Regions from separate parts of the Homo sapiens genome. Here region 1 is linked to region 2. Evidence: read pairs that join two places in POLR2A ChIA-PET (ENCODE). Cell type or tissue: HepG2. All regions are shown on one strand. Each heading gives the region's core, and the rest is flanking DNA. Links, peaks and the distances in the headings are about the cores only.

Evidence for each region. ChIA-PET counts read pairs that join two places held together with the same protein. Peaks named below come from ENCODE experiments on the same cell type or tissue, not always from the same donor. Only the 100,000 strongest peaks of a DNase experiment are listed, where the experiment ranks them.
Region 1: POLR2A ChIA-PET joins it to region 2 with 34 read pairs; 29 of 35 experiments call an interaction of 5 or more read pairs at or near these places.

Annotation. Positions count from the first base shown.
Region 1 is chr3:49,664,315-49,669,677 of GRCh38, reverse strand. It overlaps BSN (bassoon presynaptic cytomatrix protein), which reads right to left. Exons shown (of 12, transcript NM_003458.4): 9 at 5,124-5,255; 10 at 4,825-4,879; 11 at 4,360-4,449; 12 at 1-2,088. The coding sequence ends at 4,839. Among named protein-coding and RNA genes, the nearest start is that of APEH, 7.4 kb to the left of the region's middle. RefSeq lists an enhancer at 2,788-3,082 and a silencer at 2,788-3,082. In HepG2, for the core only: a CTCF peak has its summit at 1,122 (motif pointing left); DNase peaks (open chromatin) are centred at 1,077, 2,907 and 3,687.
Region 2 is chr3:49,537,625-49,542,987 of GRCh38, reverse strand. No RefSeq gene overlaps it. Among named protein-coding and RNA genes, the nearest start is that of BSN-DT, 14 kb to the left of the region's middle. RefSeq lists a silencer at 2,796-3,025 and an enhancer at 5,232-5,363. In HepG2, for the core only: CTCF peaks have their summits at 2,220 and 3,151 (motif pointing left); DNase peaks (open chromatin) are centred at 2,197 and 2,937; H3K4me3 peaks cover 1,167 bases.

The DNA.
Region 1 (5,363 bases), core at 231-5,230, 130 kb before region 2:
AAAGGCCCAGCTCTTCCTGAGCATCCATTGACCCCCTAGCTCCAGCCCAGATCTCCTGGCTCACAGTCCTTTGAGCCTCCTAGCCACAGAGGAGAGGCATGAAACAGGTGCAGTCAAGAGCTGGGGTCCCTCGGGCACAGCCTGGCTCTGCTCTTGCCTCTGCCTCTCTGGCTGTGGATGCCGCCCAGCTCTGCCCTTGCGTGGTGCCCTCTGGGAAAGGGCTGTCAGATGCCTCTGGCTCAGGGTTGGGGTAGGAAGGGAAAATGACAGACAGACAGATATCCTACAGCAAACCTTCAGAATGTCCATACACACACATCCTGTGCAGGCTCCTACCATTGCGTCTGCTCTGGGGATTCCTTTTTACCTGCTGTCCTGGACAGAGAAAACTGCAGGGTATGTGGGGGCCTTTTACTGCCTGCCCTGCAGCCTGGCACGCTCAGGCAACAATTCTGGCAGGTCCTCACTAGCTTGTGCAGAAGTCAGCTAGAAGTGCTCCTGAAGGAGAGGTTCTGAGGCAAAAAGAACTCCAAGCAAGAGGGTCAAGCATTTAAAATGGATGAAATCGTGCAAAGAGGCTGCGAGCTGTGCATGCTCCACTGCAGGACAGGCGGTGACTCACCTGGCAGCAGCGAGTCCTGCCACAGGTCAAACATGCCACAGACTGAGAATTTCACACACACAATGGGAGCAGGGGTGGGGTGGGGAGGGGTGGGGGTTTTATGAGTGTATCTATCCAGTTTCTCAATTGCATGTTTGCAATTAACTCCTTATACATAACATGGAATTTATTAAATATTAACAGTTGTCATTGAGGGTTTATATTTCATTGCATAGAACGTTAGAGATGAGACTTGTGGCTGTGCCCCAGATGAAAGGAGGCCCCCAAGGGAAGAGCCCTGGGGAGGAATGCTGCCCAGTCCACCGGATGGATAGACAGTGCCACATTCCCCCGCACAGGGCTCTGGGCCTTTCCCTTGGCTGGCAGAAGTCCTGGCCCCTCTGCTCTGAGTACACCCACTGGTGATGGCTTAAGAACGACTGGAATTGCACAGTAAACAGAGGCGGGCTGGGAGGCCTCCCCAGACCTCGCCCTGGGGTTGTGCTCTTGGTGGCCTGCTGCCCCCTATTGCTTCTAAGTCAACATTCTCCCTGTGCTGAGCAGGGGCAGAGCAGAGAGGAAACCAAACCATCAGTCACAAGGTGGTGGTGGAGGGGGAGAGGCAAGGGAGTGAGCCAAGAGAAGAGAGAAAGGGGGAGAGAGAAACAAAAGAAAAATGTTTATGAGGTATACACGTAAATCAAACTGGAATGATTAAGGCTGTTCTTGAAATCAAAAGAAATCCCCAGGTGTACAGACGAGGAGCCGGCTGGTTGAGACAATGGCGGTGCCGCTGGGATGCTCACGATGGCTAGGGGGATGGCTTTGAGATGGTGGCAGTGTGCTAGCACGCTGCCACCCACGGGCTGGGAGAAGCCTCAGCCGGCGCCCACGCTGCTTTTCGGTGCTATGGCCTCTTATTTCAGCGATGAGACAGTGTTAGGTCCTAATGTTTGTAAAGTTCTCCCAACCCCTGGCCACATGGAGGTCTGCTCCGATGTCACCCAGAGGGCATGTGACGGGCAGGGCCCTGTGCCACAGAGGGATCCGGGCCAGCTGGAATGTGAAGGAAACGGAGCCCAGGGCCCCCAGCCCTCAGTCAAAGCCCCTCTCCAAGGCTGTGGAAAAACTTCTGGCATCTCGGAGGGAGGGCAGTGTGTGCCCAAACTCTGTGTATAACGCACGGGAAGCCTGGCCGGCCAGGCCGCAAAAAGGCGGCTGTGGGAAGTACGGCAAGACACCATGGTGGCAGGGTTTCTGGAGAGGGTTCTCCCTCCCAACAAGGGCTGTGCCTTGAAGGTGGTGCCCTGCAGAGAGCAGCATCTCTGGAAAGACAATCAAAGGTCCCCTGGCCAGTGGTCCGACTTGTCCAGCAGATGCTTCACCCAGGCAGCTGCTGTGAGAAAACATCACGTCCTCAACTGAGGCCTGCCTGCCACGTCCCACCTGGTGAGTCTTTGGGCCAAGGGTTTGCCAGATTGTAGATGCTTGAAAGAGAAAAGGAGGGAGGGAGGAAGGAAAGAAGAAAAGAAAGGATTCTGTCAAGAATTGTAGATAGCTGCTTCTCACCCTCACATTCCTCTCAGCCATCTGCCTGTGCTAGCGGCCACCTCCTCACCCACGGGGTGCCATGCCACTCAGGCTTGGGGAGATGGGTGCTTGGGCAGGTTGGAGGTCACAGAGAGGACAGCAAGAAAGAAGAATCAGGTCAGCCAGGAAGGGACACTTCTTTTAATGTAACAAAAGTTCCTTTTTTTTTTTTTTTTTTGGCTTAAGAGTGATGGAGAAGGGATTTGGTTTGAAATGGCAAACCTCTCCAAGCCCATCTCTGAAATTGCCGTAAAGAATTTCAGGAGAGGGATACTCACGGCAGCACTGTCCACTTGACCCAATCATTAGCCGAATGCTAGAACTCAAGGGAGATTTCTTTAACTATAAAGTCAGTGGTCTCAGTGGCCCAACCACACCATGTGGCAGGACGCAGAACAAAGCTGTGTCTGTGCTTCCTTTCCCTGCTCAGGAGCCATACCCTGGCCCCAAACCCAAGGTAGGTACTGTCATGAATCCAGGCCATGGGCTGTCCCTCCTTCCCCCACTTTCAGCACCACTTGTGATTTCACATCTGTTCCAGGGCAACTCCAAGGAAACATCAGCTGAGCGGGAAGCCGCAGGAAGCCCGCTGTGGGAGGGTGAAGGCAGGAAGAACGCTAAGGGCTGCACTATGGCTACTGTAATTAGAATAAATTCCAGGCTCCTTACTTGGCCTGCACAACCCACCCCAGCTGGCTCCCACCCCCTTGGACTTTACCCCTGACCACCTCTCCCCTCCACTGTGGCCCTGGCTATACTGGCCTTTGCCCTGTCCCTGGTCCCATCCCAGCATCCGATCATCCGTCAGTGCTGTTCCCTCCCCTTTTTTCATCCCACCGCAGTCGTCCTCCTCCCTCAAGCTTCCCTCACATATCTTCTGCTCTGAGCACTTTGTCTAGAGCAGACCCCACTGCTTCCATAGCTCTGCTTCTCTGGCTTTATAACACTCATCACTTTCAGAAAGTACCTTTTTAATTGAATTTTATTTTTAAACTTATTTATTCTCTATCTCCTTTAATGGATTGTCAGCTTCAGAGGGCAGGGACTTGGTTTTGTTCTCTGCCATATCCCCAGATCCTGGAAGAGTGCCTGGCACATACCTGGGGCTTGACAAACATTTGTTGAATAAATGGACGGAAGCCTGGGCCTTTCCAGGGCCCCACTGCTTTTCCAGAGAAAGGTAGCCTGTGAGGTATCACACCTAGCTCCTTCCCTCCCACAACCAGTGCTGGCCCGGGCCCAGCATCTGCCAGCCCCAGGGCTCCCTTGAAGTGACCTGCTCACTGACCGCCAGGCCCCGCCATGGATAACACATACATGCTTGTGCACCGTGAGAAGCACCCTGAAGGGGCAAGGAGGGAGAAGAGGAGGGTCCGAGGGCTATGGGATGATGGTCAGTGGTCCTGGCTGTGCACAGAGCTGTACCAACAGCCAGGTGATTCTCCTCCCACCCAGGATGATGCACTTCCTCCTCCTCCCACAGAGGCAGGGCCAAGGCCAGGGCCAGGGCCAGGGCCAGGACAGGCTCCAGGAAGTGGTGTCCCAACCTGCCTTGGCCACTGCAGCCCAGACAGGGTGAGGGCTCCCATCCTGAGGCCCTTCTGCCCTCTCCCTGAGCTGACTTAGTCTGGGGCTGAGACTCCCTTTCCTCTATGTCCCTTCCTGTCTGCCTCTCTACTCCTTCCACTCTTCTATCCTGTGGGCCACAAGCTCAGCCTGTGAAGCCAGGAGTGTTTTGACTTCATTCCCAGAGCTGCAGATGTGACTCTGTGGGGTTTGGGGACTCTAATCTCTTCCAAGTGGCTGGAGCAAAGGCACCAGCAGCAGACATCAGGGAAGAAGCATGTTCCCCTACAGGTGCCACAGACTACCAGGTCCTTCAGGATGACTTTGAACTCAGTGCCCAGCACATAGACTTCAAGTTGTGAGGTGCAGTTAGCCGTGCTGGGCTCTTCTCCAAGGGTGCCACCTGACTTGTCTGGCACCATCTCAGGCAGCTCTGTGGCCCCTGCCTCTGCGGGGTAGAGGGCTGCTGGGCCCATCGCAGCTGAAGGAAACCCAACAGGCCCTTCCCAGTTCACACTTGTCAGAACTGGCTAGCTGTCATCAGCCAGGCCTTGGCCCTTCACCCCTCCTCCGGCCCATCTCACCCTGATCCTGACACTCACTGTTATACGCAGAGTCCAGAGCTGCGCCCAGGCCTCTGACTCCAGAGATTTTTCCACAGCAATGATACCTCTCTTCATTTCTTCAAGAGCCTGTGGAGCATTTAGAGGAGGGCTGGAGAGGAGTTGCATCCCTGGAGGCCTACCTACAACCCAGTGCCAGCCCAGTGCTGTGAGAGCCCTGCAGGGGATGGCAGATGGTTTGAAAGCCAGGGCACTGGCCCTGGCTTTGGCCCCTCCTTTGCTGGGGACCCCTACTGTGTTGGCCCCATGGTAGGGGCTCTGTGCACAGTGTCCCTCCTTTTTCTCCTCCCACATTCAGAGAAGGGAACATTGCAGCTCTGGGTACTGAACCAGCCGAAGACTGGACTCCTCCCAGAGGACCCCTTCGGACTTAGAGCCCCACCCCCACCCCCAGTGCCTCGGGCCTTTCCCAGAAGAGGCAAGGTACAGGCTGCTTGTACTCACCATGCTGGGCATGGTCACCAGAATGAGGAAAATTTTTTGCCAAAAGCAGAGACAGCTGTGACAAAGAAAGAGGAGAGAGCCATCAGGAAATTGGGCCAGACCCCTCCCAGTCAGGGCCACTTGGCATAGTGAAGGCAAGCTCAGCCCAAGGGGCAGAGATTGCCCGGAGAACAACTGGGCATCAGCAGGTGGGCTCTCTGGCTGGCCTCTGCCTGGGTGACTGAGTCTGGAATCATCTCACAGACCCAGCCTGTACCAGAGTAGCCACCCACCACAGACCAGTTGCAGGCAGTGCATACCTTCCGTCAGTTTGCCAGCTTGCTCGGCTGCCCCGCCAGGGAGGATCTTGGAGAACACGCTCTCCCCATCGGCACCTGGCTGGCCGGCGGGAGCCCCTGGGGTTCCTCCAGGCCTGGCTCCAGCCTTCACACCTAGGAGGAAAGAAATCGCCATAATGAGCTATGCACGGCCTGGCTCTTTAGGGTCTAAGAGGGCAAGTACCCACGAGAGAATCTGAACACAGGTACCCTATAAGGTGG
Region 2 (5,363 bases), core at 302-5,301:
GTTACGGCATTGGGTGCCAGGGTCCCCCTGTTGTTAAGTCCATTCGGGGTCGGCTAGGGGAACAGCAATGGCCGCAACAGGATTATGGACTGTATCCTGCTGATGAAGTGTGTCGGCATGGGCTTGAGCAGCTAGCCAAATATGCTCTTTCTCATCTAGGGTGAGAGTGGCTGACAGGATAACATAAATGTCATGCCAAGTAAGGTTATGTGACTGAGTAATATAAAGAAATTCCTTCTGGAAGTGGGATGGGCCAGTGGAAAAGGAGCCAAGGAGCCTCTCAACCTCCGACATGTCTGAGATTGAAAAGGGAACATGAACCCTGACTATGCCTTCTGCCCCAGCTACTTTGCAAAGGGGAAGGGTGGCCGGGGTCTGATTTTTTTTTTTTTTTTTTTTTTTTTTGAGATGGAGTTTCACTCTTGTTGCTCAGGCTGGAGTGCAATGGTGCAATCTCGGCTCACCGCAACCTCCGCCTCCTGGGTTCAAGAGATTCTCCTGCCTCAACCTCCCAAGTTGCTTGGATTACAGGCATGTGCCACCATGCCCAGCTAATTTTGTATTTTTAGTAGAGACGGGGTTTCTCCATGTTGGTCAGGCTGGTCTTGAACTCCTGACCTCAGGTGATCTGCCCGCCTTGGCCTCCCAAAGTGCAGGGATTATAGGCATGAGCCACCGCACCCAGCCCTGATTGTTTTTTGAATGAGTGACAGGTGGATAGGGGAATGAGAGAGATGGCAATGGTGCTGGCGGCTCTTGGGGAGCCTGGGGCTGGAGATATGGTGGACATTCCTCAGCAGGGTTGAAATTCCTTTCAGGGGCTGAAGGGGAGGGGTGAAAAGGGGACTGGGAGTTTTCGTTTAGCAATAAAACTTGATGAGGGGAGCAAGACTGATAGAGGGAAAGTTTTGAGTGTAAATACATGAAATCTTGGATATAAGGGACCTCGGACCAGTTGCCATTTTGTTGTAAGAAATTGTTAAGATTGCTCGGGCTGGGCCGAGCGCGGTGGCTCATGCCTGTAATCCCAGCACTTTGGGAGGCCGAAGTGGGCAGATCATGAAGTCAAGAGATCAAGACCATCCTGGCAAACACGGTGAATCCCCTTCTCTACTAAAAATACAAAAATTAGCTGGGCGTGGTGGCACGTGCCTGTAGCCCCAGCTACTCGGGAGGCTGAGGCAGGAGAATCGCTTGAACCTGGGAGGCAGAGGTTGCAGTGAGCCGAGATTGTGGAGTGCACTCCAGCCTGGTGACAGAGCGATACTCCATCTCAAAAAAAAAAAAAGATTGTTTGGGCTGGGCATTGTGGCTCACGCCTGTAATCTCAACACTTTGGGAGGCCAAGGCGGGCAGATCACCTGAGGTCAGGAGTTTGAGACCAGCCTGGCCAACATGGCGAAACCCCATCTCTACTAAAAATACAAAAAACTAGCTGGGTGTGGTGGTACACACCTGTAATCCCAGCTACTAGGGAGACTGAGGCAAAAGAATCTCTTGACCCTGGAAGGCAGAGGTTGCAGTGAGCTGAGATTGTACCACTGCACTCCAGCCTGGATGACAGAGCGAGACTCCGCCTCAAAAAAAAAAAAAAGAAAAAAAAAAAACGATTGCATTGAAGTTGGGGCTTGAAAGTGCCACTTTCCGGCCAGTAACTCAGTAACTGACATTATCCAGTTTGTACTGTGGCCAGGCCACGGTGCAGAAGAAAATTAACTGTTTAGGTTTTATAATGTCAGTAAGTCCCAACTGAACGTTGATTTTGTTGTTTTTGTTTTTGTTTTTGTATGACAGAGTTTCGCCCAGGCTAGAATGCAGTGGCGAGATCTCGGCTCACTGCAACCTCCACCTCCCGGGTTCAAGCGGTTCTTCTGCCCCAGCCTCTCGAGTAGCTGGGACTACAGGTGTGCACCACCACACCTGGCTAGTTTTTGCATTTTTAGTAGAGACGGGGTTTCACCATGTTGGCCAGGCTGGTCTTGAACTCCTAACCTCAGGTGATCCACCCGCCTTGGCCTCCCAAAGTGCTGGGATTACAGGCGTGAGCCGCTAGGCCCGGCCTCTCTCAAGACCTTTTGCAACGGAAGTGGGAAGTGATCCTAGACTACTGGCTCCAATTCCCTAGAAAGGGAGCTGGTCTGGCGTGAGCTCTGGACCATTTTGGCAGGCTCCAAACTTGGTTTTGCCCTCTATAGCCTAAGGATGCGACACCATGCGGACAGAAGACAACAGCACCCTCAGCCCTGGCCCTGGCCAGCTCCCAACTGGATGTCCCTGCTGTTCCAATGCATGCCTAGAGCTGTGAAGACTGCTTTGGGAAAGGTGTTTCCTGGGGTTTCAGGGTACCCCCACTCAGGGAAAGAGTAAGTCGCCAGCAGCCTCATCCCACGTCTGCTTCTAGTGCCAAGCAGGGGGACCCAATCACACAAGTGGAGGCACCTCATCTCCATCCAGTACCCTCCCAGATCTCACAGTACCCTATCAGGCTACCCCCTTTAGGCGGTGCCCTCAGGAGCTCTCTGGCTGGAGGAAGGAGAGACAGAGAGGCCCTGCAAGCGCTGAGCTCTATCTATACCGTGTGCAGGTCCCGCGCTGGCTCCGCGGGGCACGGGGCCTGGAGGCAGGCAAACGCTAAGGCGAGGGAGTACGCACAGGAGGGCTCCTTATTGGTTCCCCACCTCTGAATTAAAGGTTTGCTGACTGGGGTCTCGGTAGCGGAAGCCTGGGCCCCAGACTCGCCCCTCTTATTGCCTGCTCGCTTCCCTTGCCTAGGGAGAAGGGCACTGGCGAATCACAGGCTCCCCAGTTGCAGCTACACTCGCCCCGATGCCCTCAGGGACTGTGCGGCAGTGGTGGAGAGAAGACAAGTCTAGTTACACCACCAGCTAGCGGCCGCGCTCGGACTGGCTCCCCGCGGTTGGGCTACTCGCGGGCTTCGCCCCGCCCGCCCGCCGGCCCCACGGCCTTAGCCCTGCCCACAGCCCCGCTCGGCCCCGCGCTGCCGGAGATTTTCGTCCGCTCCCGAGCGGCCTCAGCTCGACCCACGGCCGGCCTCCGGAGGCTAGCGCTTTCCGGGAGCTGGCGGCGTTATTAGCCCCGCCCACAGCCCGACTCTTCAGCCCCGCCCACCGCTGGCGACTTAATCCTCTGGCGCCACCTCCTGGGAGGCCGCGGACACTGTCTCCCTCTTCGGCCCAGAGCTGCTCCTGGCAGTCCACTCTGCTGGGCTCACCTGGGGGGCATCTGGAGCCACTACCAAGGTTGGGAGCTCTCCCTATCCCCAGCCCGAACCTGCCCAAGGCCCTGCGTCTCGCCACACGGAGCCTTCACAGGGACATGGACAGAACAATTCGTCTGACCCGAACTGAGACTCTAGGATAATCGCCACCAAAACTGGGGGTAGTGGGGCTAACCAGGGCCCCAGCAACCCGGTCTTCATGCTGCCCATGCCCTAGGCTGTCCTTAGGAGGGCCCCTCCTGCAGGAGCACCCGAACTCCAGCTGATGGGAGCCCCCACTTTGAACCTCTTGCCGAACCTCCTCTAGATCTTCTAGGGTCCCCACAGGGAAATGGTACCCAGCATTTCTCCATAGGTGCTTCAAATAATTCTTTGCTGCTCTACAACAGGAACAGAATTTCATCATCAGAATTAAACCTGGCCGGGCACGGTAGCTCACGCCTGTAATCCCAGCACTTTGGGAGGCCGAGGTGAGTGGATCACCTGAGGTCAGGAGTTCAACACCAGCCTGGCCAACATGGTGAAACCTTGTCTCTACTAAAAATACAAAAATTAGCCGGCCGTGGTGGCGGATGCCTGTAATCCCAGCTACTCCAGAGGTTGAGGCAGGAGGATCGCTTGAATCCGGGAAGTGGAGGTTGCAGTGAGCCGAGATGGTGCCACTGCACTCCAGCCTGGCCGACAGAGCAAGACGCTGTCTCAAAATAATAATAGTAGTAGTAGTAATAATAATAATAATAATAATAATAATAATAATAATAATAATAAAACCTAAAGTGTTTGGGTCATATTTAGAACTGAACACGCCTCACACTAGCCACAAGACCCAGACCAATAACTCCCTTGCCCTCTCTGGGCCTCAGTGACTTTGCCTCAAGGTAGTTGTGAGGAAGGTGAGCAAAACAGGGAAAGAGTCACCAATGGATTTGGATTTTTAAGATATTGAAATCCCAGGCCAGGCGCGGTGGCTCACGCCTGTAATCCCAGCACTTTGGGAGGCCAAGGCAGGCGGATCACAAGGTCAGGAGATCGAGACCATCCTGGCTAAAACGGTGAAACCCCGTCTCTACTAAAAATACAAAAAAATTAGCCGGGCGTGGTGGCGGGCACCTGTAGTCCCAGCTACTCGGGAGGCTGAGACAGGAGAATGGCATGAACCCAGGAGGTGGAGCTTGCAGTGAGCTGAGATTGGGCCACTGCACCAGTCTGGGTGACAGAGCAAGACTCCATCTCAAAATAATAATAATAATAATAATAATAATAATAATACAAAAAATGAGCCAGGCGTGGTGGCACACACCTGTAGTCCCAGCTACTTGGGAGGCTGAGGCAGGTGAATCGCTTGAACCTGGGAGGCGGAGGTTGCAGTGAGCCAAGATGGCACCACTGCACTCCAGCCTGGGTGACAGAGCGAGACTCCGTCTCAAAAAAAAAAAAAAAAAGGAAATCCCAGCGCTTTGGGAGGCCAAGGCGGGAGGATCACTTACTTGAGGTCAGGAGTTCGAAACCAGCCTAGCCAAGATGGCGAAACCCCATCTCTACTAAAAAAAATACAAAAATTAGCTGGGTGTGGTAGCACGTGCCTGTAGTCCTAGCTACTTGGGAGGCTGAGACATGAGAATCGCCTTAACCCCGGAGGCAGAGGTTGCAGTGAGCCAAAATCACAACACTGCACTCTAGCCTGGGCCATAGAGCAAGACTTTCAAAAAAAAAAGAAAAAAAGAAAAAAAGAAATAGGCCGAGTGCAGTGGCTCATGCCTATAATCCTAGGACTTTGGGAGGCTGAGGTGGGTGGACTGCCTGAGCTCAGGAGTTCGAGACCAGCCTGGGTCACATGGTGAAACCCCATCTCTACTAAAATACAAAAAATTAGCCAGGCGTGGCAGCATGCACCTGTAGTCCCAGCTACTCAGGAGGCTGAGGCAGGAGAATTGCTAGAACCCAGGAGGCGGAGGTTGCAGTGAGCTGAGATTGTGCCACTGCACTCCAGCCTGGGCGACAGAGCAAGACTCAGTCTCTAAAAAAAAAAAAGAAAAGAAAAGAAATAGAGAAATGAAGCTCACTCTTGAAAGACTGATGCTTGAATTGGGCCTTCTTTGCTTTAGGGGAGCTAGGAAAGGGCCTC